2 separate regions of the Homo sapiens genome follow, and region 2 is linked to region 1. Evidence: chromatin loops called from intact Hi-C (ENCODE). Cell type or tissue: dorsolateral prefrontal cortex. All regions are shown on one strand.

The links. A loop is a pair of places that touch in the nucleus more often than their neighbours do. Peaks named below come from ENCODE experiments on the same cell type or tissue, not always from the same donor. Only the 100,000 strongest peaks of a DNase experiment are listed, where the experiment ranks them.
Region 2: a loop joins it to region 1, with 3 times the contacts of the local background. A loop is called at or near these places in 2 of 110 quality-filtered maps.

Annotation. Positions count from the first base shown.
Region 1 is chr12:82,834,832-82,842,831 of GRCh38, reverse strand. The region is part of intron 1 of TMTC2 (transmembrane O-mannosyltransferase targeting cadherins 2); the gene reads right to left. Among named protein-coding and RNA genes, the nearest start is that of TMTC2, 150 kb to the right of the region's middle. In dorsolateral prefrontal cortex, a CTCF peak has its summit at 4,390; a DNase peak (open chromatin) is centred at 4,631; H3K4me3 peaks cover 585 bases; H3K27ac peaks cover 8,000 bases.
Region 2 is chr12:82,777,057-82,785,056 of GRCh38, reverse strand. The region is part of intron 1 of TMTC2 (transmembrane O-mannosyltransferase targeting cadherins 2); the gene reads right to left. Among named protein-coding and RNA genes, the nearest start is that of TMTC2, 94 kb to the right of the region's middle. In dorsolateral prefrontal cortex, CTCF peaks have their summits at 3,327 and 3,526; no DNase peak of the experiment used is centred here; H3K4me3 peaks cover 1,389 bases; H3K27ac peaks cover 7,242 bases.

The DNA.
Region 1 (8,000 bases):
AAATTTGGACACACACAGAGACATCAGAAATGCACATGAGAAAAGAAAGACCATGCTAGGACACAGCAAGAATGTGGCCATCTGCAAGCCAAGGAGTGAGGCCACAGGAGAAACCAAACCTGCTGACACCATGATCTTGATTTCTAAAGTCTAGAACTGTGAGAACATAAGATTCCATTGTTTATGCTACCCAGTCTGTGGTGGTCTGTTACGGCAGCCCTAGAAAAATAATAAGCCCTACTATACCATAGAGACAGTACCATATTATTACATATGCTATATACTGTTTATCTTTCAGTTTCAGGAAAACTACATTTCACGTACAAGCCATATTTCTACAATATATACTATGTCTGCTGCTGTTTTTGATGACTCGTTGAACTGCTTTGTGATTGTAAATAGGGTTTTAAGAGGTATCTTATTCTCAGTTCTGACAGAATTTGTCTAGATTCTCTACCAGAGGAAAAAAAAATTTGAATCACTCAATGGGGCCAATACAACAACAAGGCACTAATGCTAACTAAACAGACACAATAAAACACTAGTGTCACATCATATTTACATTGAGATTGACAAAGTTTACAAAGCACACATATTATCTCAATTTATCTTCAATAATGCTACAAACTAGAAAACTGAAGTTGGAGGGGTTAAGTTAATTAAAGAAGTGCATACACTTAATAAGAGGCAGAAAGGACTTGAACACCGTTCTCCAAACTACTCCATTTAACCTTCAAAGCAGCCTGTGTTCCTCCACATGTACAATAAATCTCCAGTGAGAAGTGTTTGCAAGACGATTTGAAAGTAAAATCCCAGTCTATTATTGCATTTTGTCTGGAATCCATATATCTGCCCTCAAGACTCAATAAAGCTATAAAAAACACTTTTGTACCATATTCTTTTAATTTCTGCATTTCAAAAAGAAAGTCTTCTTTTAACACTAAGGAATCTTGGAAAACTTGAGTCAAAAGAAGGTGTTACTTGTCTTGCAGTGACGGGTGGAAAAGGCAGCTTTATGAGAGCCAAACGCTAACCTATAATTTCATATTACAAAATTTAAATAGAAAACATATTCTGGCAGAGACTTTGCTGCCTGCATCCCTTTTCAGCTATAAAATAGTTATACACACACACATACATCTGAGAAAGATCAGACTTTGAACATATTGTAGCAACACACATGCGAAACATGGGAAGTTTCACCAGGGCTGCCAGTGATGACAGGGTACACAGACATCCCTACATTAAAATCAGCCTCACAGCTAAATCAGAGTTTTTTCGGACACACGGATATGCGAGCGCTGATGAAAAACAGATAGGCAAGGAGGAAAACACTCTAATTTAAAAATAACACAGATGAGCTTACACAAAGTACCCAAACATTTGGTCTGCAAACCACCAGCAACTCTAATTTGTCATGGAAGGCAAGAGATATTTCATCCAAGAATGAGGGGAGAAAGAGAGATATTAACTCTAGCATTAAAATTTACTGACATCCTAATATATACTGTAGTACTTTCTAATCTTTATATCATTTCTTGACCAAACTTTAATAATCAAGAAATAAATTAGATTTCAGGGAGCTCTAACACGTTTTATTCTGTAGCCCTTTAAATAAATCACATAGCAGGCACTTGATATATACACATATATGATAAATGTTATGTGAAAACTATCAGCTTTTTCAGATCTCAGTTATGAACAGATAAATTATGAAGCACTAACATGTCCCTTTAAGAACAGTAAAATCTTGGCCAGGTGTAGTGGCTCATACCTGTAATCCTAGCATTTTGGGAGGCTGAGGTGGGTGGATCACCTGAGGTCAGGTGTTTGAGACCAGCCTGGCCAACATAGTGAAATCCCGTCTCTACTAAAAATACAAAAATTAGTCAGGCATGGTGGCAGGCACCTGTAATCCCGGCTACTCAGGAGGATAAGGCAGGAGAATTGCTTGAACCTGGAATGTGGAGGCTGAAGTGAGCCAAGATCACGCCACTGTACTCCAGCCTGGGCTACAGAGCAAGACTCCACCTCAAAGAAAAACAAAACAAACCGGAACAAAACAAAAGTAAAATCTCAAGTGATGGTATAGTTTAGCCTTTTGCTGACCCCAAATTCATATACTTGGAACAGGTGTATACGCGCAGTGCCTTTTTAGCTCTCCATGTCTATGACTACTACATCAGATAACCTCTGCAAAGACTAGAAATCCCAAAACCAGGACCATGAGATCATTTTTATTCAATCGTGACCATCACAATAAACATAATTTCTGTCACCCTGGCCACTGCCAATAAAATAATATTTTTTCTATGTACAAGTAACCGTGCTAATTAAATAAATTCACAAGGCATAAAATGAACAAGTAAAATTTAAACATAAGAATGGAAGATGGTATTCAGAGAAATCTAAGAACAACCAATCTAACTTTTTACTCCAATATGTGAAGAAAACAAAAGTCTACATTCATCTCTTATCTGAAGCAACTCCCCAAATCCACACTGTGTTAAACACACATACACACACACTTTAGAGTTTGCCAAATTTTGATTGAAATCATTCCTCTTGGACTTACTAGCTGTTAGGATTCAAGTTTTCATCTAAAAAATGTTGTTTATGGTGAACAGTAAATAAGGTAACTAGGTTAACTCCAAAGCACAGTGCATGACGCACAGTAGGGGCTTCACAAATGACTGCTTCAGTTACAGTGATTCACCTGCCTCGCCTTCCTGGATGCTGTAGGCGAGCACTTTTTCCTGAAATGTTGGTCAATACCCCTATATATAGCATGCAGTTACTGGTATCATTTATCTTTCCTCTTTGCATATTCTCTAGGACTTTGCTCCTCTCTCCCACGCTGCACCCATGTGAAATTTTGCTTGCATTAATCATAAATTAAGCCCAATAGCCAATCTAAGAGCACAAGAATGATGTTCACAGCAGCCAAACTCAGCTGGAAAGATGGATGACAGCAAGGTTAAGTGAGGTGATCAAAAAGCATAAAATAAAAAGAAGTTACAGGACTTATATCACTGTTCACAGCCTAATTAAGATATTTTGGGAAGCAGACTCATCAGAAGGATGACAGTTGCACACTACCAAAGAAGCTGACCTTGGGTACATCTTCTTGACTAAAGATAATCGATTCTAATAAAACAACCATAATGTCTTCTGCCTATTTTTTCTTGCACAAATTAGGAAAAGAACTAGCCAGGCATTTCCAATTACACACTTTATTATGTTTTTAAAGATGGCCACTTCTAAACAACAGGACAATGTGAAACCTCTTGTATCTTTGTTAATAAAAATAAAGGTCAACATAATACTTGAAAGTGCCCTCTTTACACCCTTCATATAAGTCAGCCCTACACAGGTGGGGAGTAAATTGGCTATAATTTATGATGGCCTAAAATACAACCTAGAAGAGTCTAGGATCAGAAATCTGATCACCTGTGGAAAAAAGGGAATGTCATGCACTTTACTATGGTCACTCTACTCAGAATAGATAGATTCTCACATTGAAAAACATTAAAAGTTGCCTTGGGGAGAATAACAGAATAGGATGACCAAATGTTATAGTGGTCCTGTCTTCTAATGGTTTCCCCTCTGAGGGCATCCTGGGGAGAAGTTCAATCTTTCTAATGGGAATAAAACTGTAGTACAACTCTCTAAGCGCATTTACCACTTTAAAAAGGAACTCCAAACTCTGCTGTCTTTAAAAGGCAGCAGGTCATTGGGAAAAGTCATTTTTCAAAGCTCCAGTGAACTGGCACTCTGCTTTTAGCTAGCCACAGAGATAAGGCATGCAGCCTCAGTAACAGAATCACCTTTCTTTAATTTTTAATGCCCAGGCATTTCACAGCTCCCAAGAGGAATCAATAACTTACTTATGGCATCATAAATGGCTTGGACTGAGAATATGCATGTGTTTTGACAAAGCAGGAAGGAAATCATCCATCAGCAATTCATTTTAGATGAAGATTTAATAAAGGTTACAAAAGTACACCATAAAGCCATCGTCCTACTCATCTCAAAAAAAAAAAAAAACAAGAAAAAATATTAATAAGCTCATCACTGTCACCCTGCAGAAGAATTTAAGTGAAAATAAAGCCCCTAGAGGGGACATGTGTTTTTACTTCCCACTCTGAAAGCACATACAGGTATAAACATATTCAAATGGCAATGGATTCATCTGGAATGTAAAAGACCAGGGGGTTCACACATATAAAGATCAACAGTTGTTTTAGAAATTAACTACACCACATCTTGAACTTCTACATAAGTTATAAACTGATCCAGGGGTTATCATCAGGGTAGAAACAGATGCAGTGTTAGCACATTAAACTGTGAATCCAGCTCCAACACTGCTTAATGGGCTCCACATGCTGAAAACGATCATCATGGTAGGGAGTGCACTCAACTAAAAGCCTAACTTTCAAGCAAAACAAGAGTTTCATTATCTTCATTATGCTCACAAACAACTATTCTGGGACTAACACTGTTTTTACATTGATTATGGTGCATTAGTCATTTTGAGGGAGGGAAATGATAGGAGAGTAATTCAACATCAGAATAACAAAGCCACAGTTGTCACAGGGTGTTGATGACATGACACTGATGCTGTCCCCACAATAAGTGAGCACTGGTTGCACCAGCCTGCCTTATCTTGTGATCCCATCTGGACCCCAAAAATGGCTAAGGGAGGGGAGAAGAAGGATAGGGAAGTTTGTAGGACAACTACCATTACTTAATGTATGTGAAGAACTTTCTAGATTTCCAAGTATTTTTTATATACATTATGTGTTCTCACAAATGCTTTCTCCCATCTTTTTGTGATGTAAATAAAGATTTTCAACCAAGATTTCACAGCAAGTAGCAAAATTATGAAAAAATTGCATCTTCGAACTACTGTTCTAGTGCTGCTTCTGTTACTCTATAATCTCCAAACATGAGATCCCTGTACTAGGGAAGCCATTTGCCCCCATGTATAATTTACTGATTTAAAATAATAAAATAGATAATCCTAAAAGAATAATACACAATAAAGCAGCACAACTTTGTTTTAGTCAATTCCCCTTGGTCCATTTCTTTGGCAGCTACTGATATTTAAAAGGTTTAAATGATGCAAAATTAGTGCAACATACTGGAAAGCTGTCGGAATGGAAGAGATTTCACCATGGAGCAGTCTGCATTTATTGACTTTTCTATCGACCAAAAGCCTTTACAGTCTTTAAATAGCAACTTCAAAAACAGACAATTACAATAATGCCAAATTAATCTTTGTAATTTTTCTACATTCAGAATTCAACTCTGGGATGACAGACAGTTAATTGAATATTTTAAGTCTCCTGAGAGGTCATCATCGTAACCTTTTTTTTGTTTTGTTTTTAGAGACAGGGTCTCATTATGTTACCCAGGCTAGATTTGAATGCCTGGGCTCCAGGGATCATCCAGCCTCAGCCTCCCAAGTATCCGGGACTACAGATGTGCGTCACCATGCCCAGCCATTGTACACATTTATTGAATCAAATCATTTAATTTGTAAATCCAATCTTATTTCCTGAACTTCAGCCTTAGTAATTGTTTTGCATCAACTGGTCCGCAGTAGATGGTTAAACCCATGCTAAGCCAGCTTCTAGTATAATTCATGTTAAGAACAAAAGCTGCTGTTATGACAAAGTGGACCATATGTCCAAATCATATCTCAATGAGAGGCTCCAAGAATAGGCTTCAGTTTTTGTCAAAATGTCATTCTGAAAACTGGACTTCCATTTTTAATCTAACATGGTCTTATTTTGTCCCTGATGACTAATATACATACTTTACTAATTAGAAACTAAATGAATTCGAGGATGAAAAGGAAAAAAGTGATGGCAGACTAGCAGTAAAATATTTTGAGTAGGCTTGGGAGAAAGAACAACCTACTACACAAAGTCCTAAACCTTCCTGTCTCAGCAGTGATGAAGGAATGAAGGCTGGTCAAATTGTCTTTTGTTTTTTTTTTCTATCCTGTTAGTTGTAGTTATTGTTAAAAGAATGAAAGCTAGATAATTTTAATTATTAGCAAAGGGGCTAAATTACAATCCCCAAAATGGATATTGATCTGTGTTAGTTTCCTATTGTTACTGTAATGAATTACCATCCACTTAGTGATAAACAAACACAAATTTATTATATTTCTATTCTGGAGGTCATAAGTCCAAAATGGGTTTCAGTGGTCTAAAATCAAGGCATCAGCAGGACTGTATTCCTTCCGGAGGCTCTAGGGGAGAATCTAGTTCCTTGCCTTTTCCGGCTTATAGAGGCCACATGCATCCCTTCACTCAGGGCCCATTTTTCCATCTTAAAAGCCAGAAATTGATTACATCATTCCAACCACGACTTCCCTTGTCCCATCTCCTCCTTTGACCCTGACTCTCCAGCCTCCTTCTTTCCCTTATAAGGATCTTTGTGAATGCACTGGGTCCAACCAGATAATCCAGGATAATATTCAATTTTAAGGTTCTTAATTCAATCATATCTGTAAGTTGCTTTTGTCATGTAAGTTAGCACATCCACAGGTGCTGAGGATAAGGATGTGGATATCTTTGGAAGGCCACTAAGTGTCTCACTTAGCTAGGCTTAACCAAGCCCATTAAAAGGGTTATCAAAATCATTTCCTGACTAACATATACAAGCATACAAGCTATTCCATTCTCCAGAGGCATTACGAAGTTTCAACTATTTTATGTATGCATATAAGTAAATAAAAATTACTGCTATTTCTTATTTTTTGCTAGATTATCAAAGGAAAACATGAAACATGGTGTTAGAGCCCCACAGACACTGTATTTTACTCATATAATGTTATACCCAGGGGTGATATTCAAAATATTAACAACTAGTAGAGAATGGGTACTGGCCACAGCACTGGAGAAGGGCTTTACAGGGCCTCTGCTATGTGCAGCATTAAACTTCCATAAGCTGGACCATGCGGAGGTTTATGTGACGTCAAGTGGGGGCATAAGGGGGTCAAGGAAGAGGGAAGTCTCAAGGGGCAGGGAGCAACAGCGATTTACCAACTGCAATGTCCATATCAATGCGAACTGCCTAAATATTGTGTCTCCAATAGAACTCCAACAAGTGACCGATAATTTCCATAGGGAGTATGCATCACATTCATAATCAGGTAAATAAAAATCAGATTGCAAAGAACGCCTAATTTAAGAAAAAAATGTTGATTCTATTCTAAGCAGGGAGGAATGATTAGGTTAACAGGGTCCAGTATCCAAAAAGATCCTGAAAGAATTAAATGACCAACTGAAGTTAAACAAAGCTAAGTTTAATAGGAATAGGATTAAATCCTAAGACCTAAAATTGGATCCAAATCTAGCAGCTACAGGATAGGAAGATGTGAGTCAGCAGCATTTGCATGGAAAAATACTGGGACATTTTAGGAGAAAGGAAGAGTCAATGAGTCAGTGAGATGTCACCAAGAACAACAACAAAATACAGTGCAAATTTAGACATCAATGAAAACAAATACAATAGATAATCAAAAAGCTATAGTGTCTACAATTAGATATTATACCCTTAAAGTATTTTCTCAGTATTGTTATGTATTATATTTGGCACACATAATAATCAGGACTAATAGTGATAATAGCTACGAGTTAAAATGATGACAATAGGCCAGGTGTGGTGGCTCATGCCTGTAATCCCTGCACTTTGGGAGGCCAAGGTGAGGGAATCAATCTGAGCTCAGGGGTTTGAGACCAGCCTGGGTGACATGGCAACACCCTAGCTCTACTAAAAATACAAAAATTAGCTGGGCATGGTGGTGCACACTCAGGAGGCTGAAGCAGGAAAATTGTTTGAACTCGGGAGACAGAGGTTGCAGTGGGCCGAGATAGCACCACCGCACTCCAGCCTGGGCGACAGGGCAAGATTGCATCTCAAAAAAAAAAATAATAAAATGATGATAAATATCTATGAATTACAGCTTATGTGACATAATTTAT
Region 2 (8,000 bases), 58 kb after region 1:
TAAGAAAAGTCTCTTCCCTTCTATGCCAGGTAATAGCCTTCAGTTGTTCACTCTTATTATTCCCAATTGGAAACTGAACAAAAAGACACAGAAATTGTAAACTAAGCTATTTTCTGAAAATTCTAAAGCCTTTGGAACCAAAACCAAACAAACAAAAACAAAACAAACAAAAAAAAGACACACACGCAAGGAAATCAGTGAAACTCAGAAAGCTGCAGGGCAGAATTCTGTAATAAAGCCAGTGTTCTCCACCAAAAAATTAATATGCTGTTAACTCCAGCTGAAAATACGCTGGAAAAATTAAAACCTCCAAATACAAAAATGAAGCATGGAATTGCTCTGACAACATACCAACCCCACATTTCCTAACCACTTTCAGACTTCAAGACGGAAGTTAAAAGGAAGTTACCCTTCGCCTACAAATAGAGGTGGCTTTAAGGTGAATGAGAAAGAGGAAAGCTAGAAGTCTTGCTTCCTTTTAATGTTCACAACTTCAGCTTTCCCACTGGCAGTAAAGCAGGAAACCAGTCCCCAGTATCAAATTGTACCCCTCTATTTTCTACAAGGTAGGAGGAAACACCGATGTATCAGGCCGTGCGATCATAGTAATTACATGAGACCTAATACCCAACTCCATGTAGGAGATATACTTAACCATAATATACCATGTCAATTTCATGTATCCTTTCCACTTAATATGCAGGTTCTCCCAACACACCTTCTCTAAGATATAGTCCCCTAGCCAATGCCTTTCAAAGTGGCTTCCACATGCCAAAAAAGGAAAGAGTTGCACAAAATAATTAACTGGGGTATGGGAAAAATATCTGGAACTTCTATTTCTGTCACATTATTCGGGTTTCCATTTATTTTAGACTTACAATATTCAAAATATACTATTCAAGTATTATTTGTGTATATTTTTAAATATATATGTAGTATACATGTGTTTTGGAATGATGATGTGAACTGGTTAAAAAAAAGAACCACTCCAGTTTACAGCAGGCCCACTCTACATATTCATGTCTGCTAATAATTAATGGAAAATATAGCTATAATCAGAATTCTCATCATCCATGTACTCCATTCTACAACTTGTAGAATATTGTTATAAACATTCTCATGTATCACAATCTTGGACATAGCAGGCAGAGAGAGGTGCAATCCCATATTTCAACAATTGAGCAAACCAAGACTAGGAGAGAACCATTTGAGGTTGATTGCTGCTTTGATCCTCCTCCTCCCCACCCTTCCCAGTTGCTCCTCCATTCCTTCACTTCATTTACTGCAGAAGCTTGTACCCTTGAGAAAAAAATCACCCCCTTGAGGATCCTTCAAATGGTGGAGAAAATAAGTAAGCTAAATTCTTCATGAAATGACAACTTAGTAGGAAGCACTCTTCCCCCGGATTTGCATTAAACACATAACCATGCTTCCGGCCAGATTTTAAACCCAGATGAAATCATAAATGTAAATCCTCCACTTAGAAGAATGTGAATTTAGGCATAAAGAAAGATCAGTAACCTACTGAAGAAAAATCCACAATCAGAATCTTACAGCTGGGACACATTTCTACTCACTGGACTACAAAATATCCTAGTGTCAGATCAATGGCAACAAAAGGGAAGGTTTGCCTCCAGCCAACCCCTTTTTATATGAGAAGGAGACAAGAGGCAAGGGAGGATCTTCAGGAAGGCTTAGAAGCACGCTGTCTGCCACCCCCACCCCTCTCTCTCAGACACACACACACACACACACACACACACACAGAGGCATATACCTTCTTGTTAAAACAGCTACAAAAAAATTATTTAAACCTACCCAGCACCTACACAAAAATAGGTTTATCTTCTAATACTATGAATTGTTCTAAGGACTTCTATTTAAATGGCCAGCCCTACTTGCTTTTTTAAATACCTATTAATTTCCCTCAAAGTCCAGGAAATTATTCAAACTCATTTAGCATCCAAGTTCATTTGCCCTTAATTGAAGCATTTCTAATCAAAAATTCTAATGTACCCTGTTTTCATTGTGAAAGAAACTATATAAACAAGTTTATCAAGCAAAGTAGCTTGTCAACATTATATTTATTATACCCATGAAAGACTAAATGAAGGCATTTCCCTCTATAAACTCCATATCTTGTCTCTGTGCAAAAAGGAACATTCAATAATTTTTGTTAATTTCATTGCAATAAATGTCACATTATCAAAATTAGGAATAAAGAGGCTACTTAGAAGTAACTCAAAGGCACTGTGCATCACACAAGCCTTGAATCATAACGCCACAAATAGCCATCCACATTGTACTTAGTCTAGAAAAGGTAGAAAATATCAATGTCCATAGGACAGAGATTTATTTTCATTATCCTCTTCTTGGAGATAGTGTGGTTCAATGACTATCCAAACGCTGATCTCAGAAGTTCTGTTTCAAAATGTGCCTTTGTAATCAGCTCTCCAAAGTGATCATGAGTGAGATCTTTGACTTGTACAAACATCAGTTAATAACTTCATAAAATTAGGCAGGAGGAGTATTAGAGACAGTATTGGCCAAAGAGCTCTGTTTAGAGTTCCTGTTCCTTCCTTTATCCAAACACTAGGAAGGCTAGCAAAGCTCTCAGCTGAAATGAAGATAAAATGTCTACTGAATAAAGCCTGTAATCAATTCTGAGACCTATATTTAGTACCATCCGATACATATCATACATAAGAGTCCACTGAATTTTTTCGTTTTGTTCAATCAGTTTAATCAAACAGTAGATAAACATAATATAAATATTTCTTAACCTGGGACCATTTAACTGTCCTCTTTTTAAACACTCTTGCCCTATCTTTACCCAGTGTTCACAGTGGGAGGAGAGGCTGAGATGATCTGTTTTTTTAGGACCTCAAAGTTAAGTTTTCCTAAGAAGCATCCAGCCATCATTAGGAAGCATCAGAGTCAAATATTCAATCCTTCATTGTTTATTTATTTATGTTAATGGTGTGACTGTTACATATTTCTAAATAAATAGAAGTGTGAAGAGGCTTTTCTCTGCGGATGGGGGAGGTCTTCAATTCTACCAGTTTAGCTTAGGACCACCAATGTGGTCTTTGGGGAAGGCCCTGCTTTCTAAAGCACACAGTTGTAAACAGCAACTGGTTGAAGGCCTAATTAGCATTAAACAGGCCCCAGGAATGAACAGCAAGATGACAAGGGTCACTAAACTAAAGAGGAGGTCAAACTACCCCAGCCCCTCAGGACAATGCCCAAGGTACCCATGCAAATTAGAGAAGCAGCCTAGGCATGTAGAGATGAGCAGCAGCATTAAAACCTCTAAGCCGCCTTTCACTTTCCTCTCCAAAAAAAAAAAAAAAACAATAATAATAACAACAGAGGAAAGAAAGAAAAAGAAAAGAAAACCAAATGGCCTACTTCTTCTGTGTAGCATGATACGTAATTAGTAATCACTTCTGTCCTGGAGAAACAACAAATAAAAGGCAGCTAAGAACATCGCAATGGCAACCAAGAAGAATTACAGAATACAATTAGCATCTGTGTTAAGATGGACAGCGGTTTTCTCCCACAACATCCCAGTATTTCCACCACAAAGAGGAAATCTGTACAACCAACTGCCAACTTGTAGATTTTTTTTCTGCTAAAAAAAAAAAAAAAAAAAAAGAGCAAACTCCACACACATACTCTATTCAAACGTGACAAAGAACCCTTTTCTTAAAATGTACTACAGGACTGTTGGTTTTTCCATTCTCCTAGCAATAAAAATTCTTTCTTCTTCAAATTACTGCAAGATAATTGCAGAAATTTGATTTTGAAAAGTTTGAGAGATATATTTTCAGCATTTTGAACCCTATTAATTTTGATCTACTCATCAACGATACTCTCGTGTCCTATTTTGTTTGTTGTCTTGTTTTTAATCCTGCTTTTGCTCAAATCCATCTTGGGAAAAGTTTCAGCTACTCTGAATGGGAAGAGATTTTATTATACCAGCAATGCATTTAAGGTAAAAAAATATCTAAAACTGCAAAAGCAACATTTTTCCAAGATAACTCAAAAAGAAACTGTAGTTTAGAAAACTCAAAATAAAAGCTAACATTCATTATTCCAGCCCTGCTTTCTAAAATAAAAAGTTGTCTTTGTAACAAAAACATGAGACATAACCCTATTAAAAAACCTCTTCCACACCACACTGCAACTAGAAAACAAAAAATATTTGCAACCAGAAAGCTCATTAAGCCAAATTAAAAAAAAAAACAAAACTTCTTACATGTTGAGAAATTTTATTTAAATACACAATTGACATTTTGTGTCACGTGCCTTCTTTAAGATTTGCCTCTGAGAATACAAACACATTTTTACCACCAAACGAAGTGTTAGTTCAAATTTCTCATGACGCAAACATTTTTTTGTTGTTGCTTATGAAGAGACTTTTTAAAGCACATTTCCTAATCTTTCTTTTCATTTGACATAAGAAGCAAAGAAGCATGCAAACTAACTTTGTGAACTTCTCTTGTATGATATTACTTACGCTTTTAATATATTCACATCACAAGGTATCGGTATGATACATTTTATATCATGTGTTTAATCAGGTCTGCATAACATAAACACTCAACAAAAAAAAAAACTGTTTACTGTTGTGAAAATGAAGCAATGGGTCTGATATTTTAGGGAAGTTATCAGAAAGTTATCTATTCTCTGTTTCTTGCAAAAGGGAAAAAAATAAAGTATGCTATTTCTATTTGAAGCTGGAGAAAGCTATTTTTCTTAGATATCAGAATGGTCAGTTAACCTCATTTCATAAGGAAAATGAGCCAGGTATTTTCATTCACTGTAAGATTATCCACAGCAGGCATGCAAGTTTGCATTAAATATTAGCAAAAATCTTATACTGTGCTTTGTTCAATGCATTAACAACTGAATTATACAACTGGCGTGGACGTGCTAAAAGGCAAATAGAAAAGACTGAGAACAGATAATTAGTAAAACTATAATCTTTCCTGTAATTAAATATTTACAAGTAAATGGTACAAAAAATACCTAAAAAATACCCATCTTTTAAGGGACAGCCCCTACTCTTGAAGTAGCAGTCGAATGGATGAGTCTCACTTAATGCCGTAACTCTGGCATGTAACATCATGAGAACTATGGCTATTTTTTTTTTGAGACGGAGTCTCGCTCTGTTGCCCAGGCTGGAGTGCAGTGGCATGATCTTGACTCACTGCATCCTCCGCCTCTTGGTTCAAGCAATTCTCCTGTCTCAGCCTCCCGAGTAGCTGGGACTACAGGAGCATGCCACCACACCCGGCTAATTTTTGTAGTTTTTAGTAGAGACAGGGTTTCACCATATTGGTTAGACTGGTCTTGAACTCCTGACCTCAGGTGATCCACCTGTCTCGGCCTCCCAAAGTGCTGGGATCACAGGCATGTGCCACCACACCCAGCCTAGAACTATAGTTATTTTGTTTAACAGCTACACTAAGTTAAATTGTGAAAAGATGCCATCTATTATCACATCTTCACTATTCTTGGTTACAGTTTAATCTATACTTGTTGATCATAGAATAACAGAGATATTAATCATAAGTTTATCTTGGTAGGTTTTACAATGTACAGCTGTGCCCCAAATATCAAGTTTCTAGTTATAATAAATGTGAGTTATACCTGAAAGGCTTATCGCATGAAACATTCTTATTTGCTATCTGAGTGACATCAGAATGATTTATTTAATATATCCTGACATCCCCTGCCTAAATCCTTCAGTTCTCTCCATCGGCAAGCCCATCAGCCTCTGCCCTCACCAACTTTTCCCACTTCTGCCCCCACCATCAGATATCATCACCTAGCACACGCTCAACCATTTCAGACTTCCTTACACTTTCTACCCTGCCGTGATGTTGGGATTCCTTGCCTTTGCATATATTATGCTCTGTCTGGAATGCCCTCCTCTGCCACTATTGTTTGCCCAGAGAGCTACTCAGCCTTTAAATTTCAGGCTGTGTGAGATTTTTTTTTTTTTTTTTTTTGATATGGAGTCTCGCTCTGTCGCCCAGGTTGGAGTGCAGTGGTGCAATCCTGGCTCACTGCAACCTCCACCTCCTGGGTTCAAGCAATTTTCCTGCCTCAGCCTCCCAAGTAGCTGGGACTACAGGTGCATGCCACCACATCCAACTGATTTTTTGCATTTTTTTTTTTTTTTTTTTTTTTTTTTTTTGAGACGGAGTCTCGCTCTGTCGCCTAGGCTGGAGTGCAGTGGCGGGATCTCGGCTCACTGCAAGCTCCGCCTCCCGGGTTCACGCCATTCTCCTGCCTCAGCCTCCCAAGTAGCTGGGACTACAGGCGCCCGCCACTACGCCCGGCTAATTTTTTGTATTTTTAGTAGAGACGGGGTTTCACCGTTTTAGCCGGGATGGTCTCGATCTCCTGACCTGGTGATCCGCCCGCCTCGGCCTCCCAAAGTGCTGGGATTACAGGCGTTAGCCACTGCGCCCGGCCGATTTTTTGCATTTTTAGTAGAGCTGGGGTTTCACTGTGTTAGCCAGGATGGTCCTGATCTACTGACCTTGTGATCTGCTCGCCTTGGCCTCCCAAAGTGCTGGGATTACAGGCATGAGCCACTGGGCCCAGCCATGAGAATTCTTAATTGACTGACAACCATAATAAAAAGAACCTTCCAGTTTAATACTTAGCAAATCTTATTTCAAACTTTGTCAGAAGGATGAAATTGAAGAACAGGGAAGATGGGGGACAGATGTAAAATGTTCAATATTTAAAAAAATAATAAATTATTTGCTTCTCTGTGTTCATCACATCTCTAGTCATGATTGGGGAATAATGAAACTTTAGATATGCTCTCTGCCCTTAAGCTATATATGATATTGTTGGAGAGGTGAGAGACTATTGTACATAAAATAATTAGCAGACCCTAATAAAATCTGAGCAAAAATAAAAGACTAGAGTAATACTGAAGAATATTTACATAGTATTTTACAATGCGAAGAGTAATCTTTATATATGACCAAATTTAATCCTTGTATCTGGGTGAAAAAATGTTTCATAATATACCCAAATTACTGAAAATAAAATTGAGTCACTAGATTATGAGGTACAGCCCCCACAAAGAGAGCAGGCAGAGGACAGGGGCCTTGGAAGAAAGGGAAGCATCTGGGCAGGCAGAAAGAGAGAAAATGGCAAATCGTGGTGAAAACCAATGGAAACAAAGCATGAACATCAACAATTTAGGAGCCACTGAAGAGATGAATGTGCAAGAGCAAAAATTTCAGCTGAGGAATGGGAAATGGAGCTAGTATAAAGAGAGATGCAAAGCCAAGAATAGGCATTTGGAATGAGATGGTATATAAACGTTTGCTACTGGCAGTTTGTGAGCAAGGCAACCTCAAATTTAAAGAATTTTTAAAAGACATTTAATACTCTCCAGAACATTTTATTGGGAAAACCACACTAGAATTCAATATAAGTTTAACAGTTTAGCAGCTAGAGAAACTTAGATTTGAACACATAAAAGAGTGGAACATTTTGAATCCTCTGTAAAGGTGGCCAAAAAATACCCTGAAAAAGAAATGTATCCTCTAAAGATTTCTTTCAGAAATTAAACAATATGGAAAGAGAGAATCATTATTAGCATATTTCATTTTGATTCTATTTGTTCTACTCCCTTGCTATACCAATAGAAATGTTTTAAAGAGAAAAGCATATTTAACCTATCTTAATAACCAACCAGTTCTATATTGATTGCAATAAGTAGAAGAACTATAAATGTCTATATTCCCAAAAGAGTCCAAGTTCATGCCCACTATTCTACTATGGTTATAAAATCTGCCCCCTTTCACTCTAAAAAGTGTTCTGGCTTGGACAATAAATGATAAAGTCATCCTAGCTATAACATACTACAACTAACATAGCAAATTCAAGGGTGTGACCAGAGACTTCATGTTCAACTCCATGGGGGTTTCACAGATTTCACTGTAAATAAAATCTATGAATAT